Regions from separate parts of the Mus musculus genome. Here regions 2, 3, 4, 5, 6 and 7 are each linked to region 1. Evidence: chromatin loops called from intact Hi-C (ENCODE). Cell type or tissue: heart. All regions are shown on one strand. Links, peaks and the distances in the headings refer to the core of each region. The heading gives the core; the rest is flanking DNA. Region 1 holds the start of Sh3bgrl (SH3-binding domain glutamic acid-rich protein like). Region 2 holds the start of Gm34464 (a long non-coding RNA gene). Region 3 overlaps Gm34464 (a long non-coding RNA gene). Region 4 has its middle 290 kb from the start of Brwd3. Region 5 holds the start of Brwd3 (bromodomain and WD repeat domain containing 3). Region 6 has its middle 42 kb from the start of Gm6377. Region 7 holds the start of Hmgn5 (high-mobility group nucleosome binding domain 5).

Region 1 (4,513 bases), core at 391-4,390:
GAAAACAAACAAACAATAGAATCCACTGAAAAGTCTAATCTATTTGATTATATTTTTAACCTTGAGGAACAAGCATGACTCCTGTGTATTAGGGCAGAGAAGAGAACACATTTTAAGTGTTTTTTTTTTTAAATCAGGCTGAGAAATATGAGAAGTCTTGGGCTGTAAAAATAATATTGCTTATTATTGCTGCTCTAGATGATTCACAGAACAACTGACCACCTAATATTGCTGATTTTTTTAACAGTCAGGAAAATCGATTCAGAGCTGCAGAGATGGCTCAAATAGTCAAGAGCACTCATTCCTCTTGCAAAGGACCTGGATTCAGTTCCCAGCATCCGCGTGGTGGCTCATAACCATCTGGAACTCTAGCTCCAGGGACCGACCCAACACCTTCTTCTGGTCTCCATGGGCATTGTATTCACACAGTATACATATGCAGGCAAATCATTCAATACATACATATTATCAAGCCAAAGCCAAACACTTAAAGCACTCATTAGACAACTAATAACTTACAAGTATGTATCTTTTCAGGTTTTTTTTTTTTAAGATCCCATGAGAACACTTGCCCCCAAATTTCTAAATCATTTGTTAAAAGGACAATGCTTTTTTGCTATCTTAAAGAAAATTTCGGTACTGCAAACTGAAATTTCCTTCCTCAAGGAAACAGCCACCGCCCCATTCATATTAAGTAGTTCTCCTTTAAGATACTCTTTGTACTATTTTAGGATTATTTTTTAAAAATTGCCAGAGTATAATAAGAAATCTTTCATTTTGGCATTTTCATAAAAATGTAATTAGTGCATTAATTATCCATGAAGAAACAATAGAAACAAAAGACAAAACAACATGAGTATCTGTCATTTGAATCATCTAATAAACTCTTAATCCTTTCTTGGGCACTTAGACATTTTATGTCTTAACAAAGAGGGGGGGGTGTGACTCTATTACTTGGTGAAATTCTTAAAGCAGTTTCTCCTTGAGTTTACTTCTGGGAGAGAAATAGAAGATAGAGAAAGCAAAGAACAAATACCAGTGTTGAAACTGCATACCTCACAAAACAACAACAACAACAAAACCTAAGTGCTTGAGAGGGTCAATCTAATAAGGATTAACCAAAGGCATTAAGCTGGGTTTTGAAAATGCAGTTAATGTAGTAGATTGATATTCGGTAACCCATGTTTTACTCTGAGGTATCAGAATGTTAGGTATGGAAGACAAGATGCTTCTAAAGTAGGGTCCAAAGGAAATAATAAACATTTCTATTTTTTCAAACAAAACGTTTGCTCCATAACTTTAAGAGTAGGCTTCCTTATATTTTGAAAGCCCGTCTAAACACACCCACACATGTTGGCAAAGACAAAGTTCAAGGTTCATGGTTCTGGTGATTTCATATAGCCTTCAGCTCTATTCCAAATCCTACTAAATGTAAATGACAACAACCCAGCAACCTGGGATCTCTGCCACTCTAAAGCTAGAGGAGTTTTCTACATTCAAATTCCTGAGCCCACACATCTGCTTCTGCCACTTGAGGGCCTTTATTTTTCCTCCTGGGGTTGCTGGAACAGAAGCTCTTTCATGTGACAGGAGTATGCATTCCAGCTTTCACCTCAGTTTACCCAATGTTCCTCAGATATGGTAAAAACTGTTATTCTAAGTTAACAATTGGCAAATGAATCAAAGAAGAAAACCAAATCCTATGAAGAGCCAGCAACTCAGTTGCCACATGTTCTTGCCTCCATTTTCAACAGTCTTGAAAGAGTGGGTTTTAGAAAGAAAATCTTTCGAAGGAAAGGAAAAACTCAAAATAAGATCCAGTGGGGGGGGGGAGGTCTCATACAACATTATTTTTTTTAAATGGCTTCATATTCCAGGAAGAAAGAGAAGGGGAGAGGAGGAGGGGAAGGAGGTGGAAGAGGAGAAGAACTTTTTTAAAAAATCATTTGTATCATTGCCCCTGACTTTCGCCTATTTTTAAAATTATATACCCCACCTGCACGCTCTCTAAATAAGTCCATTCCAGTGGCTTCACAATAATTCCAGTACTCAGAAGTCTTCCCTTCCCTTCCCTTCCCATCAGCACCCTCATCCTTTACAGAAATGCACTACTTCCCCTGAACTCGGTACTCAGAGCATATTTCATAAATGTCTCACTCTAAAAAACCTGAAAGCCACTTGTTTTTTATTTTACTTGACTTCACCTAACCGTGAAGTCCCTTTACCAGTTATCTCCTAAACTTGGTAGTTTTCTTTTTCCTTTAGAAACGAACACTAACGTCTCAAGGCAAACAAAGCTAACTCCACGGGAGAAAATAAATAAATAAATAAATCGACGCAACAAAGGAAGAAAGGAAAGAAGGGGGTACTCTGGGCGATGCTTGCGTCTTCTAAGGAGAAGCTTCCAGTGTAACTTCTTCAATTTAACGGTTCTGGGGCAGAAGAGGACTAGTGTGTTGGAAAACAACAAAGGTGGGCTCCCACTCTCCTTACCGCCGTAGAGCCAGAAGAAGATGCAATATATACACGGATCACCATCCTGGAAACAAGGGCTTCTGGTCGGTCGCTGGAGTCTTGAAAAGGGCTGGGAAACAGCTGCAGCAACGGCTGGAACCGAGCTAAGGGCCAAACAGAGGTTGGATGAGGAGGGTGGGGGAAGGTGGAAGGATAACTGGCCAGAGCCCCGCCTCCACCAGCGGCTGCTTTCAATGAGCTTCCAGCTCTGCAATCCCAGCCCCAAACCCCGGAAGGCTCAGGCTCATTTGCATCATTTCTAAATTGTTTTTTTAAAACACAGGATCTCGAACAGCACCGCGAGATCTGTTGAAACAATTCTTTTTGACTATTCCCTCTCCGGGAAGGGGGCAAGGGAGAAATAAAAGAAGGGGTAAGAAAAAAAGAAATATTCGATTAGAATAAAGGACCGGTTCCCATGAACACCAGAAGTTTTGCTTGTTACTTCCTGCTCAGAAATGTATGCAAATAAGATAGCCTAAAGCTAGCTTTATATTGAATCCAGACACTACTTTAAATGTCTTTAAGCCCACGTTATCAAAGCCTTGTATATTTTAAGATGCCAATAATGAAGTAAGTGATTTTTTTTTAACCTTAGTTGGCAGCAGGAGTTGAATACTGAAAAGCTGCACGAGGAGAGGAGGAGGGCTGGAGAGAAGTTTCAAGTTTCCCCAAACCGGAAAGCACAGAATAGGTTCTTTTTGTTCAGAGTTTTGCTAAAATATGGAACATTTTTTTAGTGAGAATTTGCAGGAGATCTAAGCGACAACTCTAGAATGAAGGAGGAAATTGCAAAGAAAAAAACTACAACCCTAGAATGAGAGGAAATTGCAGAGAAAAAAAAAAATCAACAAGTCCAAAATGAGGAGAGGAATTGCAGAGAGAGAAAAAAAAAAAGAAAAAAGAAAAGAAAAGAAAAAAACCAATCATCTGAAAATACTTTGGAAGTACTTTTTTGCCGTTGCTGTCTCATACCTGTAATCTCTGCCCTTGGAATAGTAAAACATGATTGCCAGGAATTAGATGCTAGACTATGCTACAGGGTAAGTCTCTTAAAAATCAAAAATCAACCAAACAAAATGACTTTCTACAAATTATCAAGTACAGTAAATGAGAAAAATCTAGCCACCATCTTCATTACCAACATCATGGCTACTGTTAATTTTACTTGCCAATTCACTTGATTAGAAAAATCTTTATAATCATAAATCATAATCATGATTTTGAAAAAATCTATATTGTTTCTTTTATGTTATCACTGTACAACTTGTTTGGAGTTCTACATTAACTGTTTAGACTTAGAGACTCTTAAAATGAAAAAAAAACAGGAATAACAAAATATTTCTAATTAGTCTATAAACTATTGAACACAATCAATTATTCCCAGAAAACTGAATGGTAGCATTAGCAAAGAATCTGGTGGGCTTTATCTATTAGAAAAATGAGGCTAGATGTGTAGATCTCTTATAGATCACACTAAGACCCAAAGTTGGATTTCAAGTACATACACACATGCACGCACACACACACATACACATGTACAGTTCTGTAATAGATATACTTGTCTTAGTGAATATAAGTCAATAACTTGTTTTATACATAAAACCTGATGATTCTTAATGATAAGACTTCTGATACATTTTTAGGAGAGACTATTACCAATATTTCTAACATAAAGGTAATGGATATCCTTATGCCGTTCTTCCCTACTTTGAGCTATCCTTGAGATGGGTATCATAGAATGGTCATTACTGCTTAAATTTTCTATAGAGAAATTGCCCGAGAGCATTTGCCTGGAAAGGTTACGGTGAATTTGAATAAACTGGGTTGGATCAAACAGTATAATCTATTTCCTTAGGAAATCATGACAACCAAAGGCCAGTGTCTCTCAAAACTTAAAAATAAACCCAGATTGTGTGCAGAAAACTTAGAAGACCCTGAACACCAATGAATGCCATAGCCCTTACTACTCAGTTAAGATTACTTGGGTTCAGGAATT
Region 2 (4,513 bases), core at 215-4,214, 95 kb before region 1:
CTGTAGAGACTTGTGACCCCAGCGAAGAGGAGCGAGTGGATGGGTGAGAGGAGGAGTACCCTCTCAGAGGCAAAGGGAGTGGGGATGGGATAGGGAGGTTTATGGAGAGGAGACCGAGAAGGGAGACAAAATTTGAAATGTAAATAAATAAAATAATCAATGAAAAAACCCACAAGAAATAAAAAATACTTTATTCACATATTTTCCCATTATTAAACATGCCTCAAGTTTGTTAATCTCTGTCATTCCAGGATTCCTGCCTGAATGCACATAGTTGGTTTGATTTTATCTTATGAATTCTCAGCTCCATGAAGACAAATACTGTCTTACCTAATGATGTGATTCCTAGCAATACGCAGAGTCTAACAGCTATTACTCATCATACTGTTTTAATGAGCAACCTACAATGAAGCCACACACTATCATCCTCACTTTAACATTAAACAAGACTGCAATTTCACCAAATTCATTTGCACAGTCTCTCTCTCTCTCTCTTTCTTTCTCTCTCTCTCTCTCTCTCTCTCTCTCTCTCTCTCTCTCTCTCTCTTTTCCTCTCCTCCCTCCCCTCCCTTCCCCCTCTCCCTCCTCCTTCTCCTCCCCCTCTATTTCTCCTTCAAGACTCATGCCTCATGTATCCCAGGCTAGCAGTAACTCGCTATGCATGTGCCCTAAATCTTCTGATCTTCCTGATTCCATTTCTTTTGGGTGCTGGCATTACAGTTATGTACCACTACCCCTACTATACGTGGTGCTAGGCATGAATCCAGGACTTCCAAAACACTAGGTGAGCACTCTACCAAGTGAGCTGCATCTTCAGCCACAAATCCATTCTTATTAGTGGGTAGAGCCATGCAATACATACAGTATTGTGTCATTGAAAATAATTAGGATACTATAAAGAAGAACTTAACTTCCATTATAGACCCACTTTTGGCAAACTCCTCCTCAATGTACAAATATAGCAATAACTTATACTTGTGTCTGGACAGATCCCTGTTTAACAGTGTGTACTGGTCTTCAAGATGACCAGAGTTCAAATCCCAACGTTAATGTCAGGTGGCTCCCAACTGGTTGCCTATAACTCCAGGCCTCTTGGGCCTGTACTCCTACCTTCAGACAGGCACAGATAACATGATTAGTACATACATCATCTTATGCAGGTACAGATATATTAATTAAAATATTTTTTTAATCTTAAAAAAGTTGTAGCTAGAAAATGTACACTAAAAAGTGAACTATGAATATAAGGAAGAAGAAGCAGACATTTTACACAGCGAGTAGAGGGCGGAGTGAGGGGAGAAGAGGAAGCATCAGGAGCTACAGAGGCTCACACTGCCCACATTGCAAGCTTGACCTCAAGAAGGAAAGGGCACACTGCAAAGCACGTTTCAACAAGGGAGCCCAGTGGGAGAGAGGAAAAGAGAACTTTCCTGTGTCAAGACTTGGGGAAATGTTGCTATGTTGGTCATATCCTGCCTGGATCTGTTTGTACTGACCTTACAAACTAAGGCAACTCGGGTTTATTTGTCTCTTTTCTTCACAAGCCACACTGTATTTTTAATGGATTTTCTTCCTCTCTCTGTGCCAGGGGAGGCAGGAATGGCCAGCAAAATATGTAGCTGTCCTCCCTTTCTAAACAGAAGGGGAAAGAGCAGAAATGTAGAGTGTGTTAGTTTTTCCTGTTTCGACCCCAGAACTTGGCAGATGGGCAAAAAAGAGAGGTGTTAGCTAGTGGGTATTACTCTAGGGAGCACAATCTCTCTTCCTTTGAGGGCAGGTGGGTGGGGCTTCCTGCCCTCTGGTCACCAGGCACCAGTTTTTCTCAGAATGGACACCAGCCTGCGTCACAAAGGAGCACTTGCTCCTTAGCCAATCCTGAGTGCAGGCCCTTAGCAACCCTCAGAGAGAAAGCAAAGTTTAGCTTGGCTCCATGTTCAGACTTCAGAAAGCTGGTAACCAGAAAGAAAGCTGACCGGAAGACAGCAGTAAATTGTTGGACCCAATACATTTGAAGAGCAACTGCAGACGGAAAACAATGAGTAATATTATAATTTACTATGCCAGCATGACAGTCTCCAGGGAGATGAGTAGGAAGTGTCTCAGTTGGAGGAAGGCAACAGGAGGGGGTTAGAGTAAAAATACCATAGTTGGGGACTTCAAGATTTTGTTAAGATTATCACGCCTTTTCTGCCTTTCTAAATATTTTTTTATTCTACTTTATTTTATCATCTTGGGTGGAAGCGGGATTTGCAAGGACCTACCAAAATGGCTGTTAACTCCCTTACTCCTCTTGTGCTCTAAGAATTTACTGATATTAGAAGTTTCTGGTATTTTGAACTTAACTACCTTAAGGAATCCAATATTTTTGTCCATATTTCAAGTGTACAAGAAATAGTGAACTCCATTTAGGATGGGAGAGAAACAAACAAACAAACACAGTATGCATATAGCTCAAATCCCCAGAGAAGACCAAACAATTCATGAAAGGGCCAACTTTATTTCTAATAAGTTGTTATATTTTCATAGATCACATATTTCTTACACGAAATGATTAAGTATTTTGAGCAATATCTAGTAAGTATTACAGAACAGCACTGCCCTATAGAAGCATAATGAGAGCTACCTGAGTAATTTAAAATTTATTACTAGTCATTTAAAATAGAAAAAAGTGAGATTAATTTTACTGTGTACATTTAACATAAAGTATTCAAAGTGTCATTACAAAATGTAATCATAAATGTTGGTATGTTACATATATTTTTATCATGCTGTCTTTAAAAGCCATCATGCACTGTACTCAAAGACTGAAGGACTAGAATTTTTACACTTCAGAGTTCCACTTTCACGACAACAAATAAATGGCTGCCAAGCAGTCATCACATCCTTGCTACACATCACACACTATAGATGAAGGGAAGAATGCGATTTGACCTCAGCCTAGGAAAAGGAGATTGTTTTTATATAAAACCTGGTCAATTAGATTAGTATTTTGCATAAAAATAAGAAGTGGTTTTAAAGAAAGTAAATTATAACATATTTCTCTAGTTTTAAAATATCAGCAAACAAACATGTGACTTATATGCTATTGGGCATAACAGCCTAAAACAAGGAACGATTTCAACTAAGAACCACAAAGAATGCAACACTAAACTGCTGATCTTTGGCACTCCAACTGTTGCATAATAGTCATTGGGCAGGGATGCTAGAACAGATCTTTCCGGGTACTACCCTCAGCATTTCTACTACTGTCGAATTGAGGCGGGAGTGATGATGAGGCTGCCAGTCTGTGAATCACAAACTGAATATCACTGATCTATGTAACTGTTCTCTTAATGGGTTTGTCTGGAAAGCTTTAGAAAAATACTATGCAAAGATGACTCAAGTCTCATGAAACATATTGTGCAATTTTAAAAACTTAATGAGAAGGTAGAAACACTGAATTTTGGAATTTTAGAAATTTCTCTGCTGTCCTTTGCATGCAGACAAGCATTTTTGAAGTATAACTGGGTTACATCTTTTGAACATCAAACAAAAATCTTACTGGCATGCATTTTACAGAAATCCCACTTCAATAAGTTGGGGATGGGGCTTGTCAAATTGTTATCACATTCTAGTATCAAAAGTGTTGTTTGACAAAATTACTCAAGATTATCACATGAAAACAAAGAAACCTCAATTTTACTATTATTTCTTATAGTTATTCAATTTTCAGTTATAAAATAAGTTTAAAAACCAAGCTGATACAATTGTACTTGAACCATTGTGTGTTTTAAAAGACAGTTAAACACTAGATATAGTCTGTTAATATAAGATACAAATTTGACAGTTCAAGAGCACAACACAAATTAATCATTCATTTTTTATATCTTAATTTCATGAAGTATTTAATCTTTCATTCTATTTTATGATTAATGTCTTATTATTGCTTTCCCTCATATATATATATATATATGTATATATATATATATTTCTGATTAATGTCTTATTATTGTTTCCCTCATATACATATATATAATATATTGTATATATATATACATACAGGTTGTTTGCTTTTCAAAGCAAGGTCTAATGCCTTGGAATTGTTCACTTTGGCCATCTTTCTAATTTTTTTATGCATGATTGTACAAACATATATATTTCTTAGATTGCCACACAACTTTTTGAAAAAAATTGTGGTTCTGTTCAGTTCCAAAATTTTTAAATTATACGTTTGCATAATATATATGTGTCATATATCATAATACATATGATATATAAACTACATATAATATATACATATGTGTAGTCTAACAACAAAATTGCATAGTTTTTCACCAATGCCTGCCACCAATAATGGCTGTTCCTCTTTCATAACTTAATGAATAGGTAATAATAGAATACATAAAAGTATTACGGTAAATTGAATAACTTGCCATCTCTTTTTTCTATCTAGGTAAGACACAGACAGAGTGAAGCTACGAGAGTTGTAGACACTTACAAAATTAAGTATGAGTTAATGAACATAGCTGTCAGC
Region 3 (4,513 bases), core at 210-4,209, 89 kb before region 1:
GAATTATTTATTGATCTTTCAGGTGTGAGTTCTCATGACAGTCTTGGTGATTTCTCCCTACCAGAATGCAGCTTCATTTTCCTTTCAGTTTCAGGTATAACCTAATATGTACTTCTCTCAGAACACAAATAACAGGCTTACAATTATAGACTCCCTTGAAAATAATATCTGCCAACACTTTTTCATGTCTTTCTACAATGTGACATTTTGTTGAATAATAACAAATTCACAAGATACAATGGTTTTACTGACAGTAATTGCCAAGTAGTCCTACTTGCCTTGATAGCTTCCTCTGAGAAATTTCTTTTTCAAAATATTATTATGATTGCCTGTATACATACATGTGAATACAACCTGCTTGGCTCCATTTAGTTAGTGTTGCTGGTATGCAAATGTTTGTGTAGAAATGACTTACTTAGTATTGGATAACTATTTAGGGAACTCATCTCTGAGAAAGTCTGATTCTTCCTCTCTCAGCAGTTATTAATTGTCTTTAGTTCTTCATTTAGAGGTGGGGGCTTGTGAGAACCAGTAATTCCTAACAGCTTTGTAAATATTACCCTTATAACCATAGATTATAAGTGTAGCTCCCACCAATTATCAAAAACATTTCTTTCTTCATCAGATAGAGACCATTATAGAAAGCCATAGATACTAGTCAAAGTACAGACAACAGCTGACCATGCAGTGCCCAGCTCAATACAAGTCATATGCTCAAGGGTCTGGAAAAATTGTGGAAGAAGGAATGGAAAGATTGTGAACACCAAAGAATCAGACTTTCTGCTGTGAAAGATCTAAAAATTACATCAGTTAATAAACAACATTTCTTATACAACATGTGTTGGGCATCCTTCTAAAGTGTTACGCATGGCAGCTTCATTTAACCATCTCAATTTCATGATCTATGCATGAGGAAACTAAGCTACAAAATAGCAAGTTGCAAAAAAAAAAAAAAAAAAAAACTACAACCAGTAAGACGATGAGAAAGCAGCAGTGAGTCAGAAGTCTGCAACCATAAAATGTTCTACAGTTCAAGCCCTTTAAAAAGATTCATCTTTTTTTTTTATGTATACGAGCATTTTGCCTGCATGTGCATCTGTGTACCATGCATGGGCATTGCCCCCAGAAGCCAAAAGAGATCGATCATTCAGTCCCCTGGGACTGAAGTTAAAGATGGTAGTGAGCTGCCATGTAGGTGATAAGACCTGGACTCCAGTCATCCAAAAGAGTAGCAAGTGCTCTTAACAGCTAAGCCATCTCTCCATTCTAACTTGAGCGTTCTTTTAGGCAAAAATTCCAGGAAGTTAGAAGATTGGCAATCTTGAAAGATAGCTGCTTTTAAAGGTAAAAAGGACAGAAAGGATGTCTGCATGTTATTTCAAAAGTCTTTCGAGAGATGCCTAGCAACCTTTCATTGAAATATTGCTACATAGCCATAGTGTCTGTGTGTCTAGGGTGATGAAACTGATGTTAGTCACACAGAGCCCCATTCCTCCTTTACAGTGATGCAACATTTCAAATTTTCCCATGCCTCCAGAGAAACTAATTGAATACCACCCAATGAGAACAATGAAAGCCTGATTATTCAGGACTTGTTAGAAGTTAGGCATCATCACTGGTATTTTGCAGAGACTTTTAAAGGCAGGCTAAAGAATGGGAAGTTTTATAAACTAAAGATATCAGGTATGTGCCAATTGACAGCTATAAGATTCTGGAAGCAGGATAACTAAAAATAGGCAATCCTGTGTGATAACTGATTTTCTCTACTTGAGGTCAACACTTCGGGAGGCTAATAGTGATGATGAAGTGTTGAAAGTCTGAGACTGATTGCTACAGAGACTGTGGTTCAGATTCATGAATGGTTTGTCACAAAGGCTATGGTTTATGGTTGTGATGATCATTACAAGTTATGGGCCAGTGTTCTATTTCCTTTTTTTAAATCTAAGATTTGGCCACTCCCAACAAGGCTCTAAACTGCTGTCTGTGAACAGGGAGGTATAAAAACCATCTTGAAGTTCAAGAAATGAACGATGGGAAATAATTGTGACCCTAGCAACCAGTAATTAGAGTGGTATTGCGGCCATAGTTAAAAAAAAATCAGTTTCTCCCTTAGAAAAAAATGGATACCATGTACAAATAAGTCCTTTCTCTTTAAGATTTATTCTCTCAGGTTTCATACACAAACCAAGAAAAATGAGGATTCTCATTTTGCTTACTTAGTGGATAAGATTCTTAATCTGGGTAGCATAAACATTCTACTAGTTTTACAGATGCAACAACCTAACAGAGATCCACTGAGAAGAGACTATCCAGTAAAAAATCTAAAGGTGACACCCCCCGTATATGTGTATATACACGCCTGTGTGTGCGTGCACACACACACTACACATGTACACACACACACACACACACACATCCCATAATTTCTGAGATTTAGGAAGTTGCTTTATTTGAATAAAGGGTTTTTTGCAAATGTAAATTAGGATTTTGATATTTAAGATAATGTAATGAACCAAGGGAATCCTAACATTGATTTCCAAACATCTTTATAAGCACGAAACAGAAGACAAAACAGAGAGAAAGAGAGAAGGATAAAAGAGGCAGACTGAACTGACTGCTATACCAACAGAAGCTGAAAGCACGCAAAGAATCTCCTTTTCCTGTGACTTTGGTGGGGGCACAGTACTTTTAAACTTCTGGCCTTCAGAGCTCTGAAAGCAATGTCTGCTATTTGTGGCAGGTTTTTTTTTTTTCCAAATTCACGGGAAACTATTGCATCCTTTAACTGTGATCTCTTAAAATAGAGAAAGAATCTACACACTAGAGTTTTGGATGAGGACACAATTTCAGAAGCTGGATACAGACTATTTCCAAGGTCCTCTCATGGTTGGGAAAATGAGTAGACTAGGACAGGGCACTCTCAAGTACTGAGAATCTTTTATGAACTTTTACACAGAGGCTGGGTAAAGGAAGTTAGCCACACCATGAAGTCCATGCCCTAACTTCTTGTCTCTACCCTGCAAAAAGAGGTTTTGTAGGCCTCAGCCTCAGGAGCAGCGGGTGCCATCTTGGTTCCGGGACTCCACCGAACTTAGGAAATTAGTCTGAACAGGTAAGAAGGTGCACCACAGAACCGGACAGCTTCTAGGACAGGCGGAGGCACAGAGCCGCTGAGGCAGCACCCTTTGCGGGCCACAGACAGCCGGCCACCGTCCGGACCAGATGATAGGTGTCCACCTGGCTCAGAAGGCATCAGCCTCAGGAGCAGCGGGGCTCCATCTTGGTTCCGGGACTCCGAGGAACTTAGGAAATTAGTCTGCACAGGTGAGAGTCTGCACCACAGAAGCTGACCTGCCAAAGCAACACAGCTTCTGAGAAAGGTCCTGTTTTGGGCCTTCTTCTTCGGCCAGGAGGAGGTCCAAACACAGATATCTGTGCACCTTCCCTGTAAGAGAGCTTGCCAGCAGAGAGTGCTCTGAGCACTGAAACTCAGAGGAGAGAATCTGTCTCCCAGGTCTGCTGATAGATGGTAACAAAATCACCAGAAGAACAATCTCTAAACAGAGTCAACTATAACAACTAACTCCAGAGATTACCAGATGGCGAAAGGTAAACATAGGAACCTTACTAACAGGAAACAAGACCACTAACCATCATCAGAACCCAGCACTCCCACTTCACCCAGTCCAGGGCACCCCAACACACCCGAAAACTTAGACCCAGGTTTAAAAGCATATCTCATGATGATGGTAGAGGACATCAAGAAGGACTTTAATAACTCACTTAAAGAAATACAGGAGAACACTGCTAAAGAGTTACAAGTCCTTAAAGAAAAACAGGAAAACACAATCAAACAGGTAGAAGTCCTTACAGAAAAAGAGGAAAAAACATCCAAACAGGTGATGGAAATGAACAAAACCATACTAGACCTAAAAAGGGAAGTAGACACAATAAAGAAAACTCAAAGTGAGGCAACACTGGAGATAGAAACCCTAGGAAAGAAATCTGGAACCATAGATTTGAGCATCAGCAACAGAATACAAGAGATGGAAGAGAGAATCTCAGGTGCAGAAGATTCCATAGAGAACATCGGCACAACAATCAAAGAAAATGGAAAATGCAAAATTATCCTAACTCAAAACATCCAGGAAATCCAGGACACAATGAGAAGATCAAACCTACGGATAAGAGGAGTGGATGAGAATGAAGATTTTCAACTCAAAGCACCAGCAAACATCTTCAACAAAATTATTGAAGAAAACTTCCCAAATCTAAAGAAAGAGATGCCCATGAACATACAAGAAGCCTACAGAACTTCAAATAGACTGGACCAGAAAAGAAATTCCTCCCGACACATAATTATCAGAACATCAAATGAACTAAATAAAGATAGAATACTAAAAGCAGTAAGGGAAAAAGGTCAAGTAACATATAAAGGCAAGCCTATCAGAATTACACCAGATTTTTCACCAGAGACTATGAAAGCCAGAAGAGCCTGGACAGATGTTATACA
Region 4 (4,513 bases), core at 174-4,173, 550 kb after region 1:
CCACCTGGGGATCCATCTCATAAACAACCTCCAAACCTAGACACTATTGTGGATGCCCAGAAGTGCTTGCTGACAAGAGCCTGATAGAGCTGTCTCCTGTGAGGCTCTGCCAGTGCCTGACAGATACGGAATTGGATGCTCACAGCCATCTGTTAGCTAAAGCACAGGATCCCCATTGAAGGAGCTAGAGAAAATACCCCAAGAGCTAAAGAGGTTTACAGCCCCATAGAAGTAACAACAATATGAACTAACTGGTACCCCCAGAGCTCCCTGGGACTAAACCACCAATCAAAGAATACACACAGTGGAGCTCATAGCTCTATTTGCATATGTAGCAGAGGATGGCCTAGTCAGTCATCAATGGGAGGAGAGGCCCTTGGTCCTGTGAAGGTTCTTTGCCCCAGTATAGGGGAATGACAGGACCAGGAAGTGGGAGTGTGTTAGTTGGTGAGCAGGGGGAGGCAGGAAAGAATAGGGGGTTTTTGGAGAGGAAACCAGGAAAGGGAATAACATTTGAAATGTAAATAAAGAAAATATCTAATAAAAAAGTAGAAAAAATGTGGTAAAGCATGGAAAAAAGGCAATGAAGAATTTCAAAGGACATTAGACTATGTATTATGACTTAATAAAAGACATAAATACTAAATGCTACATTTACAATGAAAATGGTGGGCTTTAATCTAAGCAATGAAGGAGAAATCTGCCCCCTCCTGCCCATCCTGTAAAACAAAAGGGATAAAGAAAAATCTGTACAAGCAGAGTGTAAAAACAAAACCTTGGAAGATCATGAGTTACATGAAGCAGATATTGGGAAATTATCCAGTGTTGGCTGTGTAGTGTCACTATCTAGAAAAGCTGAGGCAAAGTGGGAACAGATGCTGGAAGAAACTGCAATCACATCACCCTGTCAGGCTGAGGCCGGCCAGGGAGAAGAGAGAACACTTTCCTAAAATCTGCTTCTATCTTCAAAGAACACAATACACACATAGCGTGTCCCTGTTAGCTGAGCTGAATTGCATCTCGATAGGGCAAACTCACTCAGGTTAAGACTCAAATGCTGATAAATAGGCAGCCTGAGTATATTCAGCCAAAAATGAAAACAAACGAGTGTGCATCCCCTAATGCAGTGGTTCTCAACCTTCCTAATACTGTGACTCTTTGATACAGTTCTTCATGTTGTGGTGACCCTCACAACCATTAAATTATTTTTGTTGCTACTTCATTACTGTAATTTTTCTACTTTTATGAATCATAATGTAAATCTCTGTGTTCTTTGACAGTCTTAGGAGACCCCAAAGTGTTCACAACCCATAAATTGAGAACCACTGCTCTAATGATATGCATTTTCATCTTGTTCTTTAAATGATGAACAATGACCTCTAGGTTTCTGTTTTATAGAAAAGTCCCCATTTCTCATAATCTTTGCACCTGCATTTTTTTACTAAGTCAAATGTGCTATATTTTACAAAAGTCTTAATATTCTGTATAAGTGACTTCACCTTAATCAATAAAATGTGCTTAATAGTTTTATGTGGAAAAGAAATTTTAGGCATGGCCACTTGGTCTCAGACACTGAAACTAATGTAGGGGAAGGGTGAAAAATTATACATGGAAAATAGTATGTGGTGTGGAAATCATAATTCAACACTCCATACTGAAGGCTGGAAACTCCTAAGGGAGGCCTGACACCTACTGATGCTTGGGCAGAAATTCACCCCAAAAAATAATCTATTAAAACTGCCCTGACCTAAAAAAAAAAAAAGTCGACGAAGTGATTCCTAATGATATTCTGCTATACTTATATACAGGAGCATAGCATAATTATCATCACACAGGCTTTACCCAGCAGCTGATGGAATCAGATGCAGAGACTCACAGGCAAACATTAGACAGAGCTTGGAGAACCATGCAGAAAGAGGAGAAGGAAGGATTGTAGGAGCCAGTGGGGTCAAGGACACCACAAAACAACAACAACAACAACAACAACAACAACAAAACAAAAACAAAAAACCAAAACAAACAAAAACAAACAAACAAAAAAACAGAATCAACTAATGAGGTCATAGGGTCTCACAGAGACTGAACTGCTGATCAGCTAGGAAGCTTGCATAGATCTTATCTAGGTACTTTGTATTTGTTGTGGTTGTGTAGCTTGGTCTTCTTATGGGACTCCTAACAATGGGACAAGTGGCTGTCTCTGACTCTTATGTTTGCGTTTGAAACCTCTTTTCTCTTTCTGGGTTGCTTTGTCCAGCCTTGATATGAGGATGTGTACCTAGTCTTATTGTATCTTTTTATGCTGTGTTTTGTTGTTATCCCTGGAAGTCTGCTCTTTTCTGAAGGGAAAGAGTGGAGGAGTTGATCTGTGAAAGAGAGAAGCTGTGGGGAGGGACTGAGTAGAGAGAAGGGAGGGCAAACTTTGGTAAGGTTGTAGTACACAAGAGAAAAAGCAAACAAACAAACAAAAAAAATGTACTGACACACTATAAACCACGATGTAGTCAAAAAGGTTCAGAGATGCAAACAGCAGGAGTTTGTTCCAGAAAATGTTTCAGAGTGAAGAGTGATCCAATAATTATGTCAGCAGGGAAGAGACATTGATTCTACAATATCTGTCTCTAATTTTCATGTTATCCTGGCTTCAGATTTTAACCTCTTAAAATTTTTTTATTGAAAAAATTCATACAATATATACCGATCACAATTTCCTTTCTACCAATTTTCTCAGATCTCCCTACCTTCCCCCACACCCCATTCCATGCCCTTTCTTTCTTTAGAGTAAAAACAGGTAAACATACAAACAAACAAACAAACAAAAAACCAGGAAAGCACAAGCAAACAAATGGGAAACAGACACACCATGAAAACACAATTTGTAAACCGTATTTTACAATCAAAAGACCAGAAAGATAAAATAATGCCCAAACAAATCAAGGTGAGTAATCTTAAAAGGTTATAAATATATATCAGAATTGCTTTATTTTGTTTTGTATATTGTTCAACTATTTATGGTTGTTCAGTTTGTTTCTGTACCTATTCTATTGTGTTCTTTGTTACCCACAACCCATACATTTTCTTCTTTTCTTCTTTATTCCGATCTCTTCATCACACCCTATGCTTTCTTCTTTTTAGTCTGTTTTCCTTACCAATATGTCAAATACCTATTTCTATTTACATGCCTTCCTCTATTTGTCTGTTGCTAAAATACTAATCAATAGACAATAGCTTATTTTCCTTTCTTTCCTGTGTTTAGTTCCTGATACCTTAGTCTGCACTTTAATAGCCTTGTAAGAACAAGGCTTGCACTGCCCCACCCAAATTATCAGAGTTACAAAGGGATTATTGTTTTGAATTAACTTATACTGTATCTTTTGCAGGCTTATCCACCATTTGCAGTTGCTACTGCAGAGTTAGCATTTTACTCTCAGAATCTTACTGGAGATTGGGCCGAGTGTGTGGGCTGAGTGTGTGGACTGAATAGATAGTTACTGAGCTCCACTTCTAGTTCAGTGGCGGATGAATTATACAACAGCCATCCTACAAAATAGTTACACCCAAACACTACAAATATGTATGTCATCTGAAATAAAACAGTCATGTAATTTTTAGCCAATGAGCTTACTTAGATGTACAAATGCCAACAAAGAAACACTGTAAGTGTGAAAAACCAGGACAGTGTGACACACCCAAAGGTTATCAATTCTATAATGATGGATTCTAATGAGTATAAAAGAGATAAAAATCCAAAAGAATTTTTAAATTTTAATTTTCAAATCTCCACAAACAATAATTGAAGCAAAGATTTGCTTCTTTTAACAAGATAAAGAGAATTGCCAAAGCCTTAGCCAAACAGAGAGACACGATAACCCAAGTCAATAAATTAGAGTTGTAAACAGAGGATTTAGAGTAGAAACTAATGAAGCTAAGAGGATTATTATGGCTTAAACTTTTATAATAAAATTTTAAAAATGTAATAGAAGTAGATAATGAAAAACAAAATGCACCCCCTCAAAAGCCTAGGGACAGATGGATGTACTGTTGAATTCTATCTGATATTTAAAGAAGAAACTATAGGTTTTGCTCCTCAAAGCATTCCTTAAAATGGAATAAACAGGAAGGAAGACAGCAGAAAACTATAGACCAATTTACCAGATGGACAAAGATGTAAAAATTCTTTTCTTCAGCTCATGTTTTTAACTTTAATTTTAGAAGATTTTATTTATTTTACTTTATACATACAGATGTTTAGCCTACATGCATATATATGCTATGAGCATACCTGTTGGATCACTGGAATTGGATGTTTGCAAACAATTATGTGAGTTCTGGGAATAAAACTGGCACCTCTGGATGAGTAACCAGTGTTCTTAACCACTGAGCAATCTCTACAACCCTAATGTAAAAATTCTTAACAAATGTGTGCAAATCAAACTCAGCAAAACATCAAAAATTACTGACCATAATCAACTTGGCTTAATTCTAGAGTTATAAGGATGTCTTGACATACACAAAA
Region 5 (4,513 bases), core at 286-4,285, 260 kb after region 1:
CTTATTTTTCTACTTAAGTCCATTTTTTTTCCTATAATAGATGAAAATTTGCTTCCTTTACTAATCTAAATTTTGAAAAAAGTTAAAGAAAGACAGCAACATGGCTCAGTGGGTAAAGGTACTTGCTGCCAAGCTGACAATCTGGATTCTGTCCTGGGACCCACATAATGGAGGGAGAAAAGCAACTCTCAAATGCTGTCTTCTGACCTCCACATGTACACACACACACACACACACACACACACACACACACACACGGGGTGGGGGCGCGGGGGGGGGGATACAAATGTGGTCAGGCAGAGATTCAGACTGGTGATTCTGTCTTCTAAATTACTTCAAAGTGTTTGATTCGTTAGCATTAGTTCTAAAGAATGAATATTTTTTTGTGGGAACACAGACATTTAAAAAACTTTCTTCTTACAAACTTAGTACAGAAAATTCCTGCTAGTTCATCACTTCCTTAATTATCATCTCCAAAATTTACCCTTAGTGACTGGTTTTGTGGAAATGGATTTGGGCTTTAAGTATTTTTCCTTGTGTCAGTTTGCTTTGTCAGTAGAGGATTCTAGAATCATTGGGTATTGTGCGCCTGAAACTAATGTCGTGCTCTTTCCAGTTCCCCTTATCTCTCAGGCCAGCTTTGAATTAGCTATGTATCCCAGTTTAGTTTTGAACTAAAGACACTTCTGCCTCAGCCACCCTAGTGTTGGGATTATAGGTAGATCAGACCACAGGAGGTTAATCTGCATTTTCTTTACTCCTAATCCCTTATCATTTCAAATTCCAGTTAACATAATTATTTACCTGGAGGCCAGGTGACTCTGCCCCTGCACATACACAATAAATGAATAAATACAAATAAAATTAATTCTGTACAAGTAATTTCTTACCTTAAATTTCCATAAATGTGTGGAGTTTTCTCTCTTAATTGCATCCAAATTTACAGTTTTAGTGATCGCTGGGATAATTATGTCACATGCCTTTTGAATACAACAGAGATATATTCTCACATGAGTTCTACAAAAAATGTGTGTTAGCAAACACAGTGAATATTATTTATTATCATTTACATATAAGAAAAACAATAGCATGTAAGTGCTTTGAAGTCATATAGCAGGTGGTTTTTTTGTTTTGTTTTGTTTTAGTTTTTGTTTTTTAGAGACAGGGTTTCTCTGTGTAGCTCTGGCTGTCCTGGAACTCACTCTGTAGACCAGGCTGGCCTTGAACTCAGAAATCTGCCTGCCTCTGCCTCCCTAGTGCTGGGATTAAAGGCGTGTGCCACCACACCTGGCTAGTAGTAATTTTTAATATTAGTATGGTAGAGAAAAATATAAACTGTCTCCTAGGTCACTGTTAAGGATTAAATGAGTTACAGCAGGCAAAATATGTAGTAATGACTTGGTAAAGGTTAGCTGTTAATTATATTATCTTGAACTATAAAAATTACTATTTCAGTAAGCACCTCACAATTTTGTCCTGAGGTTTTATATTTCTTTTATCTACTTCTTTCAGATACTGATTATACCAAAGATAACCATAGCATTTTACTCTTATGTTGTTATTAATTACTCAATAAAAGAAATTGGCAGAATGAATTGCTAAGGATATGTTAAGTTTATGAATTGAATTAAATTTAATTCTATGCCCAATGTGGTTTAATCACCGAGCTCCCTGAGTCTGAAAACCAAACTCCCACTATAGCCATACATTAATGTGAACCTTCAAATTTGAGTATTTCAAAGCAAATAATGTACACAATTCAAATAGTACTTGTTTTCCCATCATGTTTTGTTTCTATGAATTCTGTTCAAAGTAACATCCTGAGAACGGGATGCTAAGAGAAATTGGGGAAGTGAACCAGTTTCCTCAAACTGTCAATTATTATACAAATCCTTTGATCAAATCAGCGCTGTGCTAAGAGTTAAAGTTATACATGAAAACAATTGTAGTCTCAAGGTAGTGGAAAAAAGACTTTTTGTCAACCGGAGTGGCGACACATGCCTGCCACATGAGCACTAGGGAAGCTGAGGCAGGAAGATTGACATGGAATTCCAGGGGAGCCTTGGATAGATACATAGTGACAGCAAGTCAGAGAATATCACTTCAAAGACAAACCAAACCAAACTATCATTTCTATCCAAATTTCAATGAATAGTTAAGAACTTTAAAAACGTTTTGGCAGAATTTCAAAACAGCGTTCCAACTTATCCTACAGGAATTGAGAAGAAAGAGCTTGTTGACCTTTTCAGAAGGGGGAAACGGCCTCCTCCTTAAAGTGTAAACTTCGCGCGCAATGTTTATCAGAATCAAGGGGAGACTTGATACTACTACAAGAAGTTTTCTAGAAGAATATTATTCCCTTGCTCATCAGGTAGGCGCAGCACTTTCTTTTGGCATGCTGTTCCTTGTTTGAAAACAAAACCTTGCAGTAGCTAGCGACTTTTTCTTGGGGTAGAGAAAGAACAAACAAACCAAATCCGTTCGGTGACCCAAGGTAAGCTAGATCATGTCAGTCCCTCGCCAGTTTCTCTTGATCATGTCTGGAGAGAGGTTCCCTCACCGGAAAGGGTCCGATTGCCCTTACAGGAAGGGTAAGCAACTCCGGAGCTCTAGGACGCCAACGCCACCACAGAGTTTGACGAAGATTGCCAGAGCGTCTGCCTGCATTTAGAACCTCTTCCTTGTTCTCTGGGCAGTAACTAGGCAACCCCAGGCCGGCTTAGCTGCTGGAACTAGGCGGCCGCCTTAGTGCCTCTGGCGGCCAGCCTGGAGCTTTGCAAGCGGCTCCCTTCCCTTTTCCCCCCTCCTTCTTTCTATGGCTCCACCCCTTTCCCCCCGCCCACCCCTCTCCCCCCGCCCACCCCTCGGCGACTTCAGCTCCTCCCTCTCCTTCTCTCTTGCTCTCCTTCCTCCTCCGCCTCCTCAGCTCTTGGGCTAGAATATCTATGGGTCGAAACGTGATGCGATGAATCCGAGAGAGACCGAAACTGGGACGAAGAGTGCGGCGGAAGCGGCGGGACTCCCAAGCATGGGGGCTTCACCACAATAGAGGCAGCGCCCCCACCCGCCCCCGCCAGCCCTCCTGAGCGAAGCCCCCAAACCCCCTCGGGAAAAGGATGGCGGCGGCACCTACCCAGATCGAAGCCGGTGGGTAGCTGAGCCGGGGGCAAAAGGGATGGGGGCTTTGCGCGACTGCTGTCAGATTTTTTTTAAAAAGCTTGTATCTCTTTTCCTTGCCTCTCTCTCAACGTCTCCCCCCACCCCCAACCCCTTCTTTAGAGCTGTATTACCTGATCGCAAGGTTCTTGCAGTCCGGACCCTGTAACAAATCCGCTCAGGTGAGAGGGAAAGGATATCTGGGAGTGTTGGGGAATGGTCCCATTGGGGAAATTGAGGCACTGGGTGAGCAGTGCAGTTGGAGGGTGAGGGAAAGGCCGGCCGCGATTACTCCTACAGTCAGCGGCTGTGTTGGAAGTGGGGAGGGAGGAATGGGTTGGCGCCCCAATCTGCTTTCACATCCCTGTGTCCCTCTTCCCCAGGTGCTAGTGCAAGAGCTCGAAGAGCATCAGGTATGGACCCCTTTTGGGAAGAGGTGGGGAGGGCTGGGGAGAACCTGGAGGAAGGGTAAGGTAGGTCAGGGGCCGAGGGCAGGGGCCCGGAGGGAGCCTTCGAGCTGGACACTTGGGGCTGTTGTCACTTGGGGTAAATCGGGTTCTTTGCTTAGAAGGGGCGGACAACGCAGGGGTCTAAACTCGCTGCCTTTTATTCCTGCGGGAGGTGTTTTTTCAGGATTTCCTTCCCTTTGGCCTGCCCCCCCCCACCCCCAACCCCCGGCACAGCGGCAGTAGCTGTCGGGACTGGAGAAATGAAAATGTTAAAGGGTCTAGGATTAGGCTCCAGGCTGGGTGCTGCTGCTGGGGAGCAGAGGCTTTTCCTTCACCCCCCCCCCTTTTCTTTTCCTCCGGCCCCCAGCTGATTCCGCGCCGCTTAGACTGGGAAGGGAAAGAGCACCGAAGAAGCTTCGAGGATCTGGTTAGTAAACTTTTCGTTTCAACTTAGCCCAACTCTTTTTCCACTCCCTCCCCACCTTGTGCCCCCAACCGCCCCTGGCCCTTCAGCCCTTAGAGCTCCCCGAGCCTGCTGTTCGGTGTTCGAAGGACTGCCCCTTCCCCCTCCCAGCGTGTCGGAAAGGGTACCTTGCCCTGCTCTAGCCTTGCTTATTTTCACCCCAAAACTTTGAAGAATGTGAGTTGGTTTTCAGAGGTGCTGTGTTGTGCTTTAGGACTGTGTTACAAACAGCGGAGAAGGCCCATTGTAGGGGGATAAGGGACAGAAACCAGGGGGTTATCTTGGGGCACGTACCAAGGACTGACGCTGGCCAATGACAGCGTTGGTAACAGCCCGGAGTTCCGGATTAGTGGAAGAAAACTGGTTTCTGGTTGGTCCTGGCTTGAAATACGGGAACTGAGGCCAGGCTTGGGTGTTTTTTTTTTTTTCTAGCTCTCTCTCTCTC
Region 6 (4,513 bases), core at 321-4,320, 140 kb before region 1:
CTACCTATGCTGGTGTCTGATTTGATCTCATATGGGTCCTTTGCAAGCAACCATAACCAGTCTGAGGTCATTACTGCAAAAAACCCTGCCATGTTCAGAACACACTGTTACATATTGGTCCTCTCTAACCTTTAGCTCCTATAATTTTTCAACCACCTCTTCTTCCATAGCCCCTAAGCCTTGTGGGTAGAAGGTAACTTAGATATCTCATTTAGGGTTGAATATTTTACAGGCACTTATTGTATGCACTTTGTAAGCCTTTGTACTAACTACCATGCACCACTAAATGTTCCCTTGTCAGCTTATTGCACTAGAAGGTACTGGTTCTGGTAAAGATAGGGTCTGGTAAAAGGAAGTTAATCCATTGGAGGCATAAACCTAAAGGGGATATTGGGAAACTAGATTTTTTTCTATCCTGGTTTCTCATCCATCATGGAGTGAGTACCTTTCTTTTGCCACAAACTATTCCATGAACTGTCTAACTACAGGCCCAAAACAAAAGAGATAAGCACAAACTAAAATATCTAAAACTATGAGACAGGAAGAAAAAACTAACATGGAAGGCAAACCCAAATAGGTCTTAAGTATCTCTAGCATCAAATAAAATGTATATGAAATGAACAAGCATAAAATAAAGCATGCATGTACTTTATCTTTAGAGACTTCTTGGACAGTTAGCAAACATCTATGTGGTGGTTTGAATAAGTATGACCTTCATAGAGTCATGTGTTTGAAAACTCAGCCCAAAGGGAATGGCACTACTATGGAGGCTTGGCCTTCTTGGAGTAGGTGCGGTCTTGTTTGAGGACCTGTGTCACTGTTGGGGCAGGCTTTGAGGTCTCCTATGCTTGAGCTCTGTCCAGTATGATAGTATCCTTCTGCCTGTGGATCAAGTTGCAGAATCCTCAGCTTCTTTTTTAGTATCATGTCTGCCCGCATGATGTCATGATTCCTGCCATGATGATAATGGACCAAATCTCTGAAACTGAAAACAAGCCCCCAATTAATGTTTTTCTTTGTAAAAGTTGCTGTGCACATGATGTCTCTTCACAGCAATAAAACCATAACTAGTAAAATCTATAAAAGTATAAAAGAGAAAGCATCAATTAATCTATATCTAATTTTAGAAAGGAAGAGTGCTGATTAGATAAGGTTACATTAGATTTAATTTAATAATTTTAACTATAACAAATAAAGTGTTTTCTCAAGGTGGAAAACAATGGACAGACTCTAACAAAGATTTTGATTATAGACAAACAACGTCCCATCACTCCTAAAACAGAATAGAACTCATAAATAAATTCATCAATCAAGAAGAAAGACTTCCCCCACAAGAGGGCTAAGAAAGCACAGGTATAAGACTATCATTTCAAGTTCTATTTAGACAGGAAATGAGATTTTGATTTGAACCAATGTTTATTTTCTATTTTCTGCATGCTTGACATGTTAGGCTTCAAATGAACACATCAATATCATGCATGGAATGTAGCAGAGGACTTTCTTATCTGGCCTCATTGGTAGAGGATTCACCTAATCCTGTAGAGACTTGATGCCCCAGGGAAAGGGGATGTGTGCAGGCAGGGTGGAACTGGGTGGGTGGGTTGAGGGAGGTGGGGTGGGGGAATCACTCTCTCTGAGGCAAAGGAGAGGAGGGATTGGGTGGAGAACTCTTGGAGGGGAACTGGAAAGGGAGGCAACATTTGGAATGTAAATAAATAAAACATTTTTTAAAGAATTACATGTATGGTTCTCTCTCTCTCTCTCTCTCTCTCTCTCTCTCTCTCTCTCTCTCTCTCTCTCTCTCCCTCTCTCTCTCTCTCTCCACTCCCCTTCTGCTCCCCTGCCACCCCTTTGTCTCTCCCTCAAAATAAACCTCTTTCACGTGGAAAAAAATTACATGCATGGTACAAAGACTGAAATTTTTCCTGGCTTTTTATCTAAAAACAGTTTATGAACAAATTAATTATAAATTGGAGTGTTGGTTCTCAATCTATATCTCCATTCATCAAATTTCATATTTCTTTGTTTTTTCGTTTTTTTTAACCACACCCAACAAACAGAGAAATGAGTAAAATCTGGTGTCTAAGACCACCTGTTTTGGAGTCAAAAAATTTAGATTCAAAATTTTGCTCTTCTTCTTCTCAAATTACCAACTGTGAAAATGTCATTGTAGTCCAACAATCCTCAGTTTGATATATAATGAATAATAGTAATGCTTTAAATGGTTAAATGAAATGGTACAATGTAAATACTCAGTAATACTGCTGTGTTATGATTGAAATATGTGGGTCTTCTCTAGTCAAGTATCCAAAAGCTCCTTTTCTTTATAAAAAAAAAAAAAAAAGAAAAGAAAAAAGAAAAAAAAAAGAAAGAAAAAAAACATGATTGCAGTAACAACATAAGTTAAAAATGGGGAAAGTAAGTCACATATTAATTTTGATAGAAATTTTTTGCATATTTTCCCTTATCTAAATTAGAAAAGAACATGCAGTAGTCAACATGGTCAACTGGGAAAGAAAATAGATTTCAGCCTAGCTTCAGTTATTTCATCCTTGAGGATTGATTCACAATTTCCACTTTTGTCCACTAGGTGACACAGTAGGTAAAATAGTCTGGCAATTTTGCCAATATTTTATAGACCATAGCATGTATGCAGATTGTTTTCTGAGTTTGAATCAATTTGCAAAACATATAATGAGAGTGAGAGGAAAAACAATAAACAAATAGTATTGAGGTACAATTAAATGAGTGAATTTGCATAATTTGGAGAAACAAAATAGAAAATGTCACTTAAAGAAAAAACATCTAAATAATTGTGCTTTTTTGTATTAAGCACACAGCAGCAAAATAACATAAAATCAAATTTCCTTAAATAGATGTTTCAAGTATCAATTTGAAAACTAGGTCATCAGATAATACAATTTCTAAAATCCAATATGGCTTTATTATATGAATCCCAGAATTTTCAGAACAAAATTTTAACATCAGAGCTTCCATTATTTCTTTATTTTGTATTTTTTCATGATATATCTTTAGCTTTGTTGAAACATTATATGAATTTACTTTAATTTCAAACTAAATTTTATTAGAAGTGCTCATTATAGAAATTATAGGTTGAAGATAAGATTATTCATAAAAATAAGAATGGAATTGTTGGTCAAAATAAGTCAAGCTTTATAAAACAAGGGCAAACTCTTACCCTAGATATTTTTGTCTACATTTAAAACTATGGCTTTCTATATTCATCAGATCTTGCATTTTTAAATCAATAACACACACTGAATTTTATGTATTGGTGATAACAACGGTATATTACTGGTGACACTATAAATACAGAGTTTTCACAAACTAATGTGATAATATTCATCAGCAACAAATTGTTTATTACTAATCTACATAGAAAAGAGTTCAGAAAATTTGGAACCAAATATACAATATAGAAATCAATAAGGAAAAAATTGGACTTAATACCAAGTATTAGAAATTAACACAGTTGCAAAGGCTGGACATATAAAGTTTATGTGAATAATATACCCACCATGAGAGGTAGCAACTACCAGGCAACAAATTGCTGGAAATATATATCCCAGAATAGAAATGTTCCCAGTGGTCTTGAATGAAAATTTTCTATCAAATACATAACAAAGAAGATAAATGAGGGTTTATCCTTTCACCAAGATATAAGATACAATTTGCTAAACGCATGAAACTCAAGAAAAACGAAGACCAAAGTGTGGACACTTTGCCCCTTCTTAGAAATGGGAACAAAACACCCATGGAAGGAGTTACAGAGACAAAATTTGGAGCTGTGACAAAAGGATGGACCATCTAGTGATTTCTATATCCACTGATCCATCCCATAATCAGCTTCCAAACGCTGACACCATTGCATACACTAGCAAGATTTTGCTGAAAGGACCCAGATATAGCTGTCTCTTGTGAGACTATGCCGGGGCCTAGCAAACACAGAAGTGGATGCTCACAGTCAGCTATTGGATGGGTCACACGGCCCCCAATGGAGGAGCTAGAGAAAGTACCCAAGGAGCTAAAGGGAACTGCAACCCTATAGGTGGAACAACAATATGAACTAACCAGTACCCCGGAGCTCTTGTCTCTAGCTGCATATGTATCAAAAGATGGCCTAGTTGGCCATCACTGCAAAGAGAGGCCCATTGGACTTGCAAACTTTATATGCCCCAGTACAGGGGAACCCCATGGCCAAGAAGGGGGAGTTGGTGGGCAGGGGATTGGGGGGGTGGGTATGGGGGACTTTTGGGATAGCATTGGAAATGTAAACGAGGAAAATACCTAATTAAAAAAAGAAAAGAAAAGAAAACTATTGGCAATGGCTAAAAATTGTGTTAGTAGCTTCCCAAAAGATGGTACATTCATGCCCTAAAAGTAAATCAGAATGCTCAAGAAGGTAAATTTGTATAGTTGAATTCAAGATATAACTGTGTTGTACATACTAGGAAATATTGCGGAGAGGTGCTGTCTTAGTCAAGGTTTCTAT
Region 7 (4,513 bases), core at 139-4,138, 83 kb after region 1:
CATTTTCATTCTCTTCATTTTTCCCTTATCCTTATGAGACAATTCTTATATTGAAACCAATTTTCTCTCAGAAAATCAAATTACTGAAATATACCTAGGTTCTTTCAACTATGCTTTCACTTAAAGGTAACTAAAAGGCCATCTGGAGCCTGGTCAGATGACACATAACTGCAGGCCAAGGAAGCAAATGTAAATGCGCCTTTCAGTTGTCTTCTTGCATGAGAATGCAGTGTGAAGTCACTTGAGTAGGTTCAGTAGGTCTTAGGGTAAGTGGTTTGTTTAACTCCCCAGGCTAAACGCTAGGGAAGATGGGACAAAACTCGAAAGGATAGGCTCTGTCAGGGTGCGTTTTAGATTGGACAGATGGTTTGGTAATCTGTAAATCAATTTGGTTTGTTGTTTGTTTGTTTGTTTGTTTGTTTGTGGCAGGATGTCTATTTAGCCTAGAATGACTTGAATCTCAGCATCTCACTGCTACCTTGCCACCACCAATCCGGGCTAGTATTCTTTGAAACGGATGGTCTGCTTTTTCTTTAAGCTACAGGAACAGAAAAAGAGTTGGGGGAGGGGACACAATGAAGCAGAGTCTCACTAGGTAACTCTGGCTTGCTTGTTGTATGTAGACCAGGCTAGTCTTGATCTCACAGTGATCTGCCTGATTCTGCCTCCCAAGTGCTGGGATTAAAGCCATACACCACTAGGCTGGGGCCTAAATTTTTAAGTAACTGTTTAAAAGGTTAATTTCCTTTTCTGATTAGACTTTCAGCTTAGGGAATGGAGACTGTTGTTGAAGCACTTTTAAATACAATTAGCTCTTTCAACAACTGAAGCAAAGCACATCTCAAAAAAGGCTGCAGGGACCCGGCTTGCCTAGTTCCAGTAACAATTAGCAGCCCTCAGCACTCTGTTTTAACCGGATTTTTTTCTAAGCATATTATTCTTTTCTTTTCACCAAACGTTTAGGTCTCAGACTCTGACACTAGAGGGCAAATGGAAGATTCTCAGAACAGAAAGCTGCTACTTAAACACCTTCTGAGACTAGAATAGGTTCAGGGGGCACTTCTGTGGGCCAAAAAATTAAAAAAAAAATAATAAATAAGGAGACACCTCAAGTTTCAGTAATAAAGATAACGAATGGTTTGGTTTGGTTTTCTATGTAGCCCTAAATATCATCTTTGAATTACAAATCCATTAAAGTCACTGTTTTTCCTCTGGGTGACCTCTGTTATTACTGACTTCCCGCGTGGCCCCTTTTAATTCTTGCTAGATTCTCTCCAGGCGGAGTACTAGCTCTTTTAGAAGGTAGGCGGCCTGCAGTGGAGTCCTGCTCTTCCAGGTCCCGGATTTATTGCTACTCTCCACCTGAGGGAGGCGCGCAGTTCTGGCACCCTTCTAAAGCCAGGACCACAGTTCAGCATTGGCGGGAAGTTCTCACGACCAGAAACGTTCCCTACTCTTTTTCTGGTCTCTAAACGGGTGAGCCTGTCACTCCAACCTCGCCCTTTTGCTAACTGGGAAAGACTGGAGCTTCTGGCTCAATCCAGTCTCAAAAGGGCCCGCCACCCCGCGCGAAGAAGGAAGGGGGGTGGAGATCGTGGGGGGAAAAAAACCAACTGTTTGAGCTTTCGCTTGTCGTTCTAACTTAAAAAAAAAGGTGAAAAGGCAAGAAAACTGGATTTCCTGCTGGTCACGTTGGAGCACTAGGCGTCTGCTAAGTGCGTGGACTCCGGCACCCTAGAGGCAGTCAAAGCCGGCAGCATACGAGGGCTTCGGGCAAGTTCGCGGGCCACGCCTTCCGAACCGGCCACCTCCCCTCATTGGCCTGACAGCCTGTCACTCCAACCTGGCTCCCACTTCGGGTAACCATTCACGTAGTTTGGTTGCGTCTTGGCGTGTTTAATGTTGCCAATAACGAGAGATTTTTTTTAGGGGGAGGGGGGACGCGAGTACATATCGTGCTGCAATTAGTTCATTGAAAACTCAGTCGCTCGCGGAGCGGTCAGGCAGAGACTCCTCTCGGCTTTTTTCCCTCCTGCCTAAGGATCTCCAACGGAGAGCTGCAACAATGCCCAAAAGAAAGGTAAGTGAAATGGGAAGATAGACGGGATATTAGCTGCCGAAATACATATTTCCTACCGCAGAGATTTGTATCTTTTTGAAAGATCATTTTGGCTTCTAGTTTGATTTTATGATGTCCTGAATGGAAGGCGAGGGAAAGGTAGCGATCCGTCTGTGTTTGGTTTCAGAAGGTCTCGTATGCAACTGGTAGTTCACTTTTGGCTTGTTTTGTTTAAGGGAGAGAATCGTTTGAGAGGTGTCTCCATGCTGAATTACAAACAGCCATAGCGCTGTGCTGTCGCTTCCTACCCCACCCCCCTTCCTCCGCTTACCCTATTGGAGAACTCTTCTCCCAACCACACTTCCAGCGCCAGCTTCCTCCTCTACCTCCCGTTTTTCTCAGAGAACCATCCCGTTTGGGGGAACGAAAGCCCTGGCTTTCTCTTGTTTTTTGCCTTTGTTCTTTCCGTTTTCTTTTTTTCCTTTTTCCCCCCTCTTCCCTCCTCCACTTCTTGTCATGCCAGATGGCTATGCAATGGTAATCCTGTGCCATTAGGCGGCGCAGACTTCAAACTGTCCTAGAGAAGGGAGAGATTCACCGCTGTAATTAGAAACTTTAGATCTGAGAGATTTGGCACTCTCGGAACTCTCTAGTTAAAGGTGGAAAGGTGATTAGAGAGCCGCGTCCGAGAAACTACTAACAGCGTTGGATGGTGGGGTGGCGTGAGATTAGTTCACTTTAGACATGGGGAGTTGATCCGAGCTACCAAGGGCTACAGGTCTTCTGTAACCCTTCACTTCAAAATTCCTGTCTCCGCGCACATATAAGTTGAAGCTCGGTGTTTGTGTGTTCCTCCACCACCCCTCCCCCTCCCCCGAGTATCTTACAACTAAAATGGAATGCTATTTCATTGCTTGGTGAAATCATAAAATGAAATACTGTGTTAATGTAAAAGCCTTATGATTGTTTATATATTCTTGTGAATCCGTCCGCCTTCCGTATTCCTAGAACATAGAAATGAGGCTGAAATTCCTCAGTGCTCTGGGGCTGTATCATTGAAATAATAGCCTGGTAATTCCCAGGGTAAAGGGCTACTCAGATACCGAAAGCAATTGTTTCTAATCACCACCCCCCTTCCCGAGACTCCTGCCGCCAGGCTCTTTTCGTCTTGTGCAATGGATCTTGCTATTTTGCAGAGCTGACAGCAACCTTGTAGCAGGTAGTGGCGGGAAGTTTTAAAATCCGCCTCCTGCTTCTCTGAACAAAACGTTAACGTTAGAACAAAGACCTCCTTCCTTGAAAGTATGGTGGGACTGTTGTTTTGTATGCAGAACTTGAGGAGGAAAATAGTCCATAATCAGTAGAGCTGGTCAGATAGATACAATTGCATAGCAAACATAAGGCAAGAAAGGGAAACTGCAAGAAGCTCCGCCTTCCTTCGTCCCGCCCAACCCTTGTTTTGGCTTTAACATTAGAGCAGGTGGATTTCAAAATGAAAATGGTGTGTTCTTAAGAGGCCTTATTTATTCAAAAAGGTTACACTGACTCTTTGTAAACAGGTCTTAAGCATGACCTTGCATCTTGGTCCACGTTTCATATTACTAAAACAGTAGGTGTTGAAGAGGGGCTAGAAGCAGCACGTGGTTGCTGGACCAGGAGCCCAGGGAAAAAGTCACAAGTGTCTAAAGTTGGCGACATTTTCTGCTCTACATGTTTATATTGATGATCCTCTTTCTTTCTTTCTTTCTTTCTTTCTTTCTTTCTTTCTTTCTTTCTTTCTTTCTTTCTTTCTTTCTTTCTTTTTTTTTTTTTTCTCCCCCTACATAGGCTGCAGGTGATGTGAGCCAGGAGGTGAGTGTCTTTAGTTTGTGAGTTTCTCTGGGGGGAAAAATGTACCCATTTTAGAAACTAAAGACACATAACTAGGTAAAAATGCTGGTAGTTATATTTGTACCACATGAGCACTAATGCTGTGTCTAGTGCTGTGTCAAAGTACACTAAAAAAAAAAAAAAGATAGATGTTTTGCCTTTCGGACCCTACTGTGCTTGTCATAAAATCCAGAGAGCACCTTCTTAGGCTCAAATTCTGTTTTGTCAGTCAATTGGTGAGCAAGAAGGTATATTTTCATTTTAAAATGTGCTCCTTGGAAATAGCCATTTTGCTGATTTATCGCAGTGAAAGAAGCTTGCCATGAGATTTTATTCCCTTTAACATATGAAAGGTTTAGGGGTTGGATCAGATATGTCTATGACATTTCTTAACAAAATTTATAATCATTTCCTTAATAGCAACATTTACATAGTGCTACACCAAATATTTTCTCAGGAAAAATGATTCTAAATTGTATAATCATAATTCTTTTGGCTATTTTTTTTTCACTTCCAGCCAAAGAGAAGATCAGCCCGACTGTCTGCTGTAAGTGATGTTTATAAAATGCTGCCCATGTATCATGG

What was found. A loop is a pair of places that touch in the nucleus more often than their neighbours do. Peaks named below come from ENCODE experiments on the same cell type or tissue, not always from the same donor. Only the 100,000 strongest peaks of a DNase experiment are listed, where the experiment ranks them.
Region 2: it touches region 1 in a loop (3.0-fold over the local background); 5 of 42 quality-filtered maps call a loop at or near these places.
Region 3: a loop joins it to region 1, with 2.1 times the contacts of the local background. A loop is called at or near these places in 6 of 42 quality-filtered maps.
Region 4: a loop joins it to region 1, with 8 times the contacts of the local background. A loop is called at or near these places in 2 of 42 quality-filtered maps.
Region 5: a loop joins it to region 1, with 2.3 times the contacts of the local background. A loop is called at or near these places in 5 of 42 quality-filtered maps.
Region 6: it touches region 1 in a loop (2.6-fold over the local background); 7 of 42 quality-filtered maps call a loop at or near these places.
Region 7: it touches region 1 in a loop (4-fold over the local background); 6 of 42 quality-filtered maps call a loop at or near these places.

The regions. Positions count from the first base shown.
Region 1 is chrX:109,093,618-109,098,130 of GRCm38, reverse strand. Sh3bgrl (SH3-binding domain glutamic acid-rich protein like) reads right to left here and starts at 2,724. Exons shown (of 4, transcript NM_019989.2): 1 at 2,494-2,724. The coding sequence starts at 2,538. In heart, for the core only: no CTCF peak of the experiment used is centred there; a DNase peak (open chromatin) is centred at 2,670; H3K4me3 peaks cover 2,389 bases; H3K27ac peaks cover 1,743 bases.
Region 2 is chrX:109,188,487-109,192,999 of GRCm38, reverse strand. Gm34464 (a long non-coding RNA gene) reads left to right here and starts at 1,883. Exons shown (of 4, transcript XR_003953121.1): 1 at 1,883-2,039; 2 at 4,433-4,513. In heart, for the core only: no CTCF peak of the experiment used is centred there; DNase peaks (open chromatin) are centred at 1,369 and 1,879.
Region 3 is chrX:109,182,231-109,186,743 of GRCm38, reverse strand. Gm34464 (a long non-coding RNA gene) reads left to right here. Exons shown (of 4, transcript XR_003953121.1): 3 at 23-94; 4 at 626-823. Among named protein-coding and RNA genes, the nearest start is that of Gm34464, 6.6 kb to the left of the region's middle. In heart, for the core only: no CTCF peak of the experiment used is centred there; no DNase peak of the experiment used is centred there.
Region 4 is chrX:108,540,531-108,545,043 of GRCm38, reverse strand. No RefSeq gene overlaps it. Among named protein-coding and RNA genes, the nearest start is that of Brwd3, 290 kb to the left of the region's middle. In heart, for the core only: a CTCF peak has its summit at 1,689; no DNase peak of the experiment used is centred there.
Region 5 is chrX:108,832,733-108,837,245 of GRCm38, reverse strand. Brwd3 (bromodomain and WD repeat domain containing 3) reads left to right here and starts at 2,900. Exons shown (of 41, transcript NM_001081477.2): 1 at 2,900-3,147; 2 at 3,280-3,338; 3 at 3,540-3,569; 4 at 3,973-4,032. The coding sequence starts at 3,117. 2810403D21Rik (RIKEN cDNA 2810403D21 gene) reads right to left here and starts at 2,768. Exons shown (of 5, transcript NR_015493.2): 1 at 2,561-2,768; 2 at 891-980. In heart, for the core only: a CTCF peak has its summit at 2,737; DNase peaks (open chromatin) are centred at 2,685 and 3,445; H3K4me3 peaks cover 2,426 bases; H3K27ac peaks cover 2,008 bases.
Region 6 is chrX:109,236,454-109,240,966 of GRCm38, reverse strand. No RefSeq gene overlaps it. Among named protein-coding and RNA genes, the nearest start is that of Gm6377, 42 kb to the right of the region's middle. In heart, for the core only: a CTCF peak has its summit at 2,584 (motif pointing right); no DNase peak of the experiment used is centred there.
Region 7 is chrX:109,010,819-109,015,331 of GRCm38, reverse strand. Hmgn5 (high-mobility group nucleosome binding domain 5) reads left to right here and starts at 1,952. Exons shown (of 6, transcript NM_016710.2): 1 at 1,952-2,080; 2 at 3,887-3,910; 3 at 4,446-4,475. The coding sequence starts at 2,066. In heart, for the core only: CTCF peaks have their summits at 1,344 (motif pointing right) and 2,612; DNase peaks (open chromatin) are centred at 1,811, 2,391 and 2,511; H3K4me3 peaks cover 2,691 bases; H3K27ac peaks cover 1,730 bases.